Linked DNA regions of Homo sapiens: regions 2 and 3 are each linked to region 1. A link is a contact called in ENCODE Hi-C data. All regions are on one chromosome and are shown on one strand. The core of a region is the stretch at or near the end of the contact, and the rest is flanking DNA. Distances in the headings are between cores, read along the strand shown. Region 1 overlaps COL4A2 (collagen type IV alpha 2 chain). Region 2 overlaps MYO16 (myosin XVI). Region 3 overlaps MYO16 (myosin XVI).

The links. Hi-C counts contacts between places; a loop is a spot of excess contacts on that map. Pooled maps may share reads with other maps.
Region 2: a loop to region 1 is called in a map with no recorded cell type, with 12 times the contacts of the local background. The contact joins two enhancer-like sites. A Hi-C loop is called at or near these places in 5 of 37 single-sample maps with no recorded cell type and 4 of 50 pooled maps.
Region 3: a pooled map shows a loop between it and region 1 (20-fold over the local background). The contact joins two enhancer-like sites. A Hi-C loop is called at or near these places in 3 of 37 single-sample maps with no recorded cell type and 4 of 50 pooled maps.

Annotation. Positions count from the first base shown.
Region 1 is chr13:110,470,115-110,473,185 of GRCh38, forward strand. It overlaps COL4A2 (collagen type IV alpha 2 chain), which reads left to right. Exons shown (of 48, transcript NM_001846.4): 29 at 2,815-3,036. Among named protein-coding and RNA genes, the nearest start is that of COL4A2-AS2, 8.4 kb to the left of the region's middle. RefSeq lists enhancers at 1,392-1,491, 1,562-1,801, 1,812-1,861, 1,982-2,121, 2,850-3,071. Within about 2 kb of position 1,822, at least 11 of the 41 ENCODE cell types and tissues checked have a DNase peak (open chromatin) inside an H3K27ac peak, as active enhancers do.
Region 2 is chr13:108,918,052-108,921,122 of GRCh38, forward strand. The region is part of intron 16 of MYO16 (myosin XVI); the gene reads left to right. Among named protein-coding and RNA genes, the nearest start is that of MYO16-AS2, 180 kb to the right of the region's middle. RefSeq lists an enhancer at 1,103-1,272. Within about 2 kb of position 1,545, at least 4 of the 41 ENCODE cell types and tissues checked have a DNase peak (open chromatin) inside an H3K27ac peak, as active enhancers do.
Region 3 is chr13:109,130,122-109,133,192 of GRCh38, forward strand. The region is part of intron 31 of MYO16 (myosin XVI); the gene reads left to right. Among named protein-coding and RNA genes, the nearest start is that of MYO16-AS2, 30 kb to the left of the region's middle. Within about 2 kb of position 1,635, at least 2 of the 41 ENCODE cell types and tissues checked have a DNase peak (open chromatin) inside an H3K27ac peak, as active enhancers do.

The DNA of each region.
Region 1 (3,071 bases), core at 572-3,071:
CATGTTGGCCAGGCTGGTCTCAAACTCCTGACATTAGGTGATCTGCCCGCCTCAGCCTGCCAAAGTGCTGGGATGACAGGCGTGAGCCACTGTGCCAGGCCGCACACATCTTCAATAGTGTTTGTCTAATGAAACCATGGAAGCCATTGTGGACAACTTTCCACCCGAGATGAAACATCCTTCCACAGGGTCCTGGGCAGGTTCCTGCAGCCTCTGCTGGAGTCCCACTTGTCACCTAGAACCTGTGGCACATTGGAACCCTCTTGTTGCTAGAAAGTTCCTCCCTGGAATACAGCCTGCCTCCCAGGGAGTTCTCACCGGGCTGTTCCTGAGCCACACAGTTGACTTCCTCATAACCACACACCCTGAGAGAGGCGGCCACATCTCCCACAGACGTCTCATGAACAGGCAGAACTGACCCCGGGAACACATACTTTCTTTTAATGACATCGTTCCATGCCCTTGGAATTCTGAGCAACCTTCTAGGACCCCCACTTATCAGGATTCTTTTCCAACTGGGCTCTAGAAACTGAATAAAGCGCTCCCCATGTCTGGAATATCACACAGAACATCGGGACTGTTGCGCCCTTAGGTTGAACATCTTGCAAATGTTCCCAGTGAAGACTAATTGAACCCTGCCCCTCCCCTGACCTCCACTCAGATAGCTGATTTAAGCCTCAATGCAGAAGTGTCTGTCCGTCCCTGATAGATGGTATCTTTCGGAATTTTGTGTTGCAGCCCGTAGGGATTGTTCCAAACCCTGACCCTGTTTCCTTTCATATGATGCGTTTCTCCATGTTTTGCAAAATTGGGAAGCAGGCTTCCTGTGTCTGTATCAAGGCCCTGGTAAAAACAACTCTGCATTCGAATGAAGCAAAGGAAGTCTCCATGCCTCTGCCCCAGGGGTTGGTCTCTGTGGTTTTGTTGCCCTGCTGGAAGTGTCTAAATATTTAGAAGTGTAACATTGCCACTCTCATGATTTCATATATACTAAGTTTAAGCATTCATGATTTTGAGAGAAGGATAATAATTCCTGAACAGCTTCTTGCTGTGAGTATGAAAGTTCTCTGGTAATTGTGATTGGAGTGCCCAGCCATGTGTGCGTGAACGCCACACGGGGCTCCCCTGTAGGGGGGAATGGATGGGATGCACCCATTATCAGGTGATTTGGACAGTTGCCCACGTGAGTTGGGAGCCTGTTCCACCATCAAATGTGAGCCCTTACGTCATGAACAGGGAGGCTGGGGCAGGCTGGGGGTGGGTGGTGATTGAGGAACTGATCAGTTTCTGAAACGCATGTCACTTTTTATGGTGCTGAAATATACTGCCCTTCTGTCGCCACATGCAGAAGAGGATAAAATGCCCAATTCAAGGATTGCAAAAATCAGAGAGTCTATTCCAGATCTAAGACCCACACATGCAAACCCAAGTGCATGGCTCCCTGGGTACAGTTTGTAACATTGCCAGTGAAAGTCATGTCTCTTCATTGTGAGTAAATCACACCGTTAAAACTCTGAGTACGGTCTAGCTGATTAACGTCAGGTTAATCCAGATCCTTTATTCTGTATTCCAGTTACTCCCAGCTCCCAGGCAGTGATGGCTTTACCGGCCCAGGAGGTCCCCGGGCCCTGCTCATTGGATCTTTTTGGTGGGATACACCCCACAGAACACAGAAAACATTCCCTTTTCCGTATCCATACATAGGAGTGCCGAGCCTGCCGTGTACTTGATCTTGTCCCACAGAATCACCTGCCAGTCTCATCGTTGCAGGCTTCTCTCCTGCATGCACAGCGGGGGTGGTGGTGACCTCAGAAGCCTTTCCTTCTGAGCACTGCGTGACTGTCAGCTGTGGGAGTTCATTCTGAGGCCATGTCAGGGCTGACTGCACCGAAAAAGGAAGTGACCTGATGAGATCATTTTATCCAGTGGCACCCACAAAAGACACAGGACAGCTGCCTTCCCTCCATCCGCAGATGGGACTTGATGATTTTCTTTTTTCTTTTTATTTTTTTCTCTTTTGAGATGGAATCTCACTCTGTCGCCCAGGCTGGAGTGCAGTGGTGCGATCTTGGCTCACTGCAAGCTCCGCCTCCCGGGTTCACGCCATTCTCCCGCCTCAGCCTCCTGAGTAGCTGGGACTACAGGCATCCGCCACCACACCTGGCTAATTTTTTGTATTTTTAGTAGAGACGAGGTTTCACCGTGTTAGCCAGGATGGTCTCGATCTCCTGACCTCGTGATTCACCCGCCTCGGCCTCCCAAAGTGCTGGGATTGGGACTTGATGATTTTCATGGTCAATACAACAGAGGGGTGTCGTTCCTCTTTGAAGCGTTTCCCAACCGACAGTGACGGGTTTCTACCAGGGAGATGTTACGGCAGGCAGCGTTTTGGCTCTGACGGCCCTGTTCGTTCCTGCCTCCCTGGGATTTTCCATCCCGAAGTGCTGTTCCTCACTCAGCACAACCTAGAAGGTCCCACAAAAAGCTATTCTTTGGGGCTTATTTGCAAAGCAGGGGAACCCATGAATTATGCAAATCGAGGTCCAAGGAGGCGTTGTTGGCTTGTCCACCTTCACTCAGTTTTAGGGCTGGGGGGCCGAATGGCGGGGCAAGCAGAAGAAACATAACCAACAGAACGACATGGCGAAGGTTGTAGGTTCCAAAAAGGGCGACAGGGACAAGGGCTCGAGCTGAGGAATGCCTTCTGAGGACCCCATAGCCAAATTTTTGCTGTTTCCAGCCTCTTTTTGACTCTTCTCTTAGAACGTCACCATGCTAACTTGTGGTTTGGGGCCCACCCATGTTTCCTTTTAGGGTTCATAGGACCCCGAGGATCCAAAGGTGCAGTGGGCCTCCCTGGCCCAGATGGATCCCCAGGTCCCATCGGCCTGCCAGGGCCAGATGGGCCCCCTGGGGAAAGGGGCCTCCCTGGAGAAGTCCTGGGAGCTCAGCCCGGGCCACGGGGAGATGCTGGTGTGCCTGGACAGCCTGGGCTTAAAGGCCTTCCCGGAGACAGAGGCCCCCCTGGATTCAGAGGTGAGTGCCCCATCGGGGAGCCGGGGGCCCCATCC
Region 2 (3,071 bases), core at 295-2,794, 1.6 Mb before region 1:
TATTTTTGTGAATGGTTTTCAAATGATTCCATATAGTAAAGGAATTTGCATCACAGATAAATTTAACTGCCTCTGCTTCAGCAAGAGAACTATTTGCTAAAATCAGCATCTTAACCCTTCTCCTTTCTTTTTCATATTTTGGATGATAGTAGCATAATTATGATTTTTATTATGAAAATAGACCATCATTAAGCCAAATATAAATATACCAAATACAACGTCATTAAGATGGTGTATTCACATAATAAACACATAAATAAACGTGTGCACACAACTGCACATGCATATAAAATTGCGCAAGAAACTACCTTCACTAAAATTTTGAGTGTCAGGCACAACACTCAGTAATTAATTCTCACTTAATTCTTCTAATAACTCTATGAGACTGTTACTAATATTGTCCCTATTTGATGAATGAGGACACTGAGTCCTAGAGGTTAAGTAGCAGCCTGCTCAAGGTCAGGCAAGGCAGGAGGCCAGAGATGGTGCCCAGTGGCCCATCTCTCAGCAGAGAGGGAGGGCCTATCTCCAGCAGTCCTGGCCACTGACTGCTAATGCTGTTTGTCCTTGAGGAGGTGACGGCCAGCTGTGTTGTTTAGAAACTTGGTCTGATGCTATGGCTCACGCCTGTAATCGCAGCACTTTGGGAGGCCGAGGCGGGCAGATCACCAGAGGTCCGGAGTTCGAGACCAACCTGGCCAACATGGTGAAACCCCATCTCTACTAAAAATACAAAAATTAGCCAGACTTGGAGGCAGGTGCCTGCAGTCCCAGCTACTTGGGAGGCTGAGGCAAGAGAATCGCGGGAACCTGGGAGGAGGTGGGGGTTGCAGTGAGCCAAGATCACACCACTGCACTCCAGCCTGGGCAACAAGAGCGAGACTCTGTCTCAGAAAACAGAACAAAAAAAAAAAAAAAAACTTACACTCAAACTTATACTCTGTTTTGACATAAAAACCTGAGGCCAATGTCCAGATAGTCACGATTTGGGGAAAACAGCTGGAAATAGACTTTTTCTCCAGATACTCAGGCTCTTTTCAGAGTTTTGTTTCTGGCCCTTGTACTTCCTATTTGAGCGAGGCCGTCTTCCCAGTCATGTGTATAAAAAAGAGGTGCCACGAGCATTGTGGCTATCATGTCTTTTTCTCCTGAGGCAGGGCAGGTGCTGGCATATTGCCATGCAGTCCCATGGCCCTGGCTGGGCCCTTCCTGCCCCACCTTCCCTCACTGCACAGCATCTTACCTTGGTGCCTCTTCAATCTCACCCTTTAATCTCAGGTCAGATTAACATATTTTGAATTTCAATTTAACTATAAAACCTCCTAACTCAAAAATCTTTAATAAATATTGCTTTTCTGTCACATCCAATGCAGTCTGCTTGATGACGCAAGGCGACAGAGATGGCTGGGCCTTGGGGAATTTGGCGTGAGCGATTGTCGTTAACCGGTTCTTTGACATCTTCTCCTTTAGGGGTGGAGTTGGTTATCATTGAGGTGACACAGTTCTTGGCTGAGTAAAGATGTTTGCTTGATGCTAGATGTGCAAGCAGTGTATTTACCTTCAGGGTATAAAAGGGAAAGTCCTTCTTGTGTTGAGAGAGAGTCAAACACTCCAGCCTCACTTCTGCAGTCAGTCAGTTAAATGTCACAAACATTCTCAGGGTTGTTATGAGTAAATAAAATTATGAATTTAAGGCATGTTGGTCTACGTCCTTGATTGCTTACTTTTAATTTCAAATTCCCAAAAGTTCTGAAAACCAAACATTCACGTATGACTCATGTGCTCATAAAAAACATGACCCAACCTGAACTTACTTAGCAACAAAATCTAAACTTGATTGATGTAAGTGTATTTATAATTCTTACATATTTCTCTGACTGTGAATATTCATATGGGGTTCTCCCCAAATTAAAATATTTGACTGGGGACACTGCTTCAAACCTACCAAGGATATAAACACTACATTCACTTTTTTAAAATCTGGATTTCAGAACATATTTGTCTTCAGAAGTTTAGGAGAAGGGGCTGTGAACTGTGTAATCCAGCTTGTTGAGGACTGAAAACATGGCAGTCATTATGTTTCTCACCAAGTTAAGGACTTACCTTACGTTGAAGGACCACGACGCAGATGTTTGCTAAAAATGGTTGATAAACCTGCTTCTGTGTCTGGACAAGGAGGCTCTGAATTCGCTTCCAAAATAGACCTCTGCCTTTTGTTCCACTCCTTTTTTTCTCTTTCTCTTTCTTTCTCTTTCTCTTTCTCCTTCCTTCCTTCTTTCCCTCCCTTCTTTTTCTTTCTTTTTTCTTTCTTTCTCTCTTTCTTTCCTTCTCTCTCTCTCCTTCCTTCCTTCCTTCTCTCTCTCTTTCTTTCTTTCCTTCCCTGTCATCTCTTTCTGTCTCTGTCTCTCTTTCTTTTTAAAAACAAAAACAGAGTTTCACTATTATCACCCAGGCTGGAATGCAATGGTGCCATCTCAGCTCACTGCAATCTCCACCTCTCAGGTTCAAGCGATTCTCCAGCCTCAGCCTCCCGAGTAGCTGGGATTACAGGTGCCTGCCACCACGCCCGGCTAATTTTTGTATTATTAGTAGAGACGGGGTTTCACCATGTTGGCCAGGCTGGTCTCAAACTCCTTACCTCTGGTGATCTGCCCACCTTGGCCTCCCAAAGTGCTGAGATTACAGGCGTGAGCCACTATGCCCAGCCATCTGTCTCTGTCTCTTTAACATTGTTTATTCCGTATAAATAAGAGATATTTATTTTCGTATCTTAAATAATGAACCATATGGAGATGTGAAAGAGGCTCAGATTTTAGAGGACACTTGCTTGACTTTGCCAGTGATTGTGATGTGGCTGGTCACTGGAGGTGTGGCCCTCATAGACCAATGCAGTTTGCAGAGCGTGGCCCAAATGTCTGCTTGGAGACCCCACTGCCATTTGAGAGGGACACCTGCACAGTTCCACATGTGTGTGTGAACCTGTCTCCTTCTTTCCAAAACCTGCCCATGTGGCTGTAGCAAACAGCATCACACACTGGACCAAGCCCGTCTGCCTCACCAGTGTAGTCACT
Region 3 (3,071 bases), core at 385-2,884, 1.3 Mb before region 1:
ACAGCTATCATAACTCTTAAATTCCTTATTACATGCTATCAAAATACATCATGTGATAGCATTAGGCATGCAAGATATTTATGTAAAATTTAGTTTCTTGGATCCTAATTTTGTCTCATATGTGACTATAAGGTACTTAGAGATGCGTTTGGTCCACTGTGTCGCACCCTGGTGAGCAGACCTTTCAGAAGCTTGTCAAAGGGCAAGTGTATGCATTGTTTCCTTTTTACCATCTACATTATCTGTTCTTTCTTACAGTACATAATTCTTCATGCTGGTTACTTTACAACCACCACCACAAAAAGAAAGTCTTTGATCTCCTGCAACTAGAGATGTATTTCTGCATTCTGGCATGTGCTCTCAATACTGTATATTTTTAAGAATAAGACAATTAACCAGCTTAAGCTGCTTGAGCATGCTTGCTGATTAGTTTTTACAGCATTAGGGAGTCAGAGAGGGCAAGCGCAGGAGCTTAGCCACTCAGTCTGTCAGTGGTCTGGGTTTGTAATCCATGATCGCAAAGGTAGCTCCACCCACACGTGATAAGCCAGCTGTCAGACAGGGTTCTGGTCCCTTCTGTGCCATTATGTCAGGAGCTGAAGGTGGTTGAGTTAGGACAGTGATGAAATTGATCCTAGCATGTTAGACATCTCCCTCAGTCCAACACAATCCGAGTATAATCTAAGTCTTTGTTGTTCAATGCAGTAGCCACTAGGCACACGTAGCCAATTAAGTTTAGAGTAAATAAAATTAAATACAATTTTAAATTTCATTCCTCCATCATCAGTCACTTTCCAAGTACTCAGTAGCCACAGGGGTAGAATTTTTCCATCATCACCGAAGCTTCTCTTAGACAACCCTGATTCTAAATGCTTTGTGTGTCTACCAAGCGGTGATACTGAATTTTTTGCATCTAGTAACGTGTCACAAAATTATTCTCCTTTCTGTCAAAAGATAGGAAGACCATTTGATCACTATTCTAAAATGTTTGGTGAACCTTGGTTTCGCAGGATCAAGGACTACGGCTGAAGTTGGTTTTGTACCTGAGCCATCCTTTTTGGCATGTTAAAAAATCAAGTTCAAGTTCTTTTCCTTTACAAATAAAGCTGCGAATCAATTCAGATGGTTACAGAGTGAAAGGAGATCTGATCGGAGACCAAGGGCCAAGGATTGTAGGGTGACCAGCACCACGGTCACTTCAAAGTTGTCTTTGTATTTATTCTTGTTCTTACTAGCATATGTCTTTCCTGGTAGGTCTTCACCCAATAAAAATGGTTGTGGTGAAGGAAAACAGTACAGAGAGCAATTTTTTCTCATTTCCTTTGTGCCTCAAAAGCGTGAAACAATTTTGCAGGCCAATAAATGTTAACACTTCTTTGCAAACTACCAGCAAGCTAGAGACAACTTTTTTTTTTATTATACTTTAAGTTTTAGGGTACATGTGCACAACGTGCAGGTTTGTTACATATGTATGCATGTGCCATGTTGCTGAGACAACTTTTTAAAAGTACTATGTTTTTGTTAGGTCAGTGCAAAAGGAATTGTGGTTTTTGCCATTGAATAAAAGCCTGCAGTTGCTCTTTGCAAATAGTGGCTAGGAAAGGAAAGATAGGGCCTCGTTTTCACTTCCTCTTGGCTGGGGCCTCCCAGCTGGAGTGCTGTTCTGCAGAGTTCATTCCTCACACACCGGGTGCAGCCTTTCTCCCAAAGACGGTTAACATTCTCTCGAATTGTCTCCTGACTGAAGTTAAATATAAGCCTGCATTTCATGCGTGTGACTTTGAAGAAGTGACTCAGTCTTTCCAAGCCCATGTATGTCAAGTAGCAGCAACAGCCGAGACATGGCAAGGGCTATTTCTGGGGAGTTAAGAAGCAAAGGACTGTAAAGCCTCATTGCCCAGGACGTAGCAAGCGCACAGCAAAGTTACATGCATATAACTTTGTTGTTAATGAAGCCTCTGACAGTCAGTTTCCTCATCTGTGAAATGGATACTAAATCCTAAGATGTGGGACTTGCAATTAAGTCATGATGTCAGTGGTGCTGTGCCTGGCTTGGAGTGACGGTTGCTCAAGGTGAAATTGCAGAAGCAAGCTTTTCTCAGGCAGCTCTAGTCCTCACTGTTCACCGTTCTATGTTGATGCTTCCACACTCACCCTCCCTTCAGACTCCAGCTGTCCCCTCCTTGGGGATCATACCTTAATGAAACCATAATTGTTTTTTCCAAAATTGCTGTACAACTGCATTCTCCACAAAACACAGTTTACATGTGTAGACACAATCATGGCTCAGCTCTGTGGCTTAATTTGGAAATAATATGTCTTTTCTTTACTCTCTTGTTTCTGTCTTCATTCTAGAACAACATGTGTCACATAGTAAGCACTCATCAAATACTTACCAAGTGAATACATGTTACAGAAATCTATTTCTCTACACTCTCTTCATTAAAAGAGAATTTGCTTCCTATCGGTATATGAGAGGGAGCACAATTTGGCAAGGTTCGAGAAGTACCCTTGAAATGTGTCAAGGCTAGATTTGTCTGCATATTTTTAACAGAAGCCCTTTAAAAAAATTTTAAATGGACAGAAATTAGGTCTTCTGTGTTGCTCTTCTGAGAAATGTGTTACTGGGAATAACAGAACACAATTGCACAGTTCACCACCTATGACGCAGTTGTACATCCAACAAATAGTAATTAAGTGTCTTCCATGAGCCTGGATTCTCCCCGAGGATCTGACAGACCAGTAGGAGAGATAAGTGGTCAAACAAATTATAGGGGAAGCACAACCACAGCAGTGAGGACGTGATGGGTGCACACTGGGCCACAGAGTGCCTTGCCCTCCGTGGAAACTGCGAAAGGCTCAGGAAGGGCATGCCAACAGCATCGAGTGCAGTAGTGCAGTCAAGAGGGTAAAAGATGGGGGCATGGAAGGCAATGGTATTGCCTGAACCGCTCCTCCCACCAGGAAAGAAAAGTTATAACAAAGTTGCGACATATGACAGCTCAGTAGAAGTCCTTTCTGTCCATTTTGCAGCTGGTTGTAAATCTATCCTACATCCACTCATGTACGCA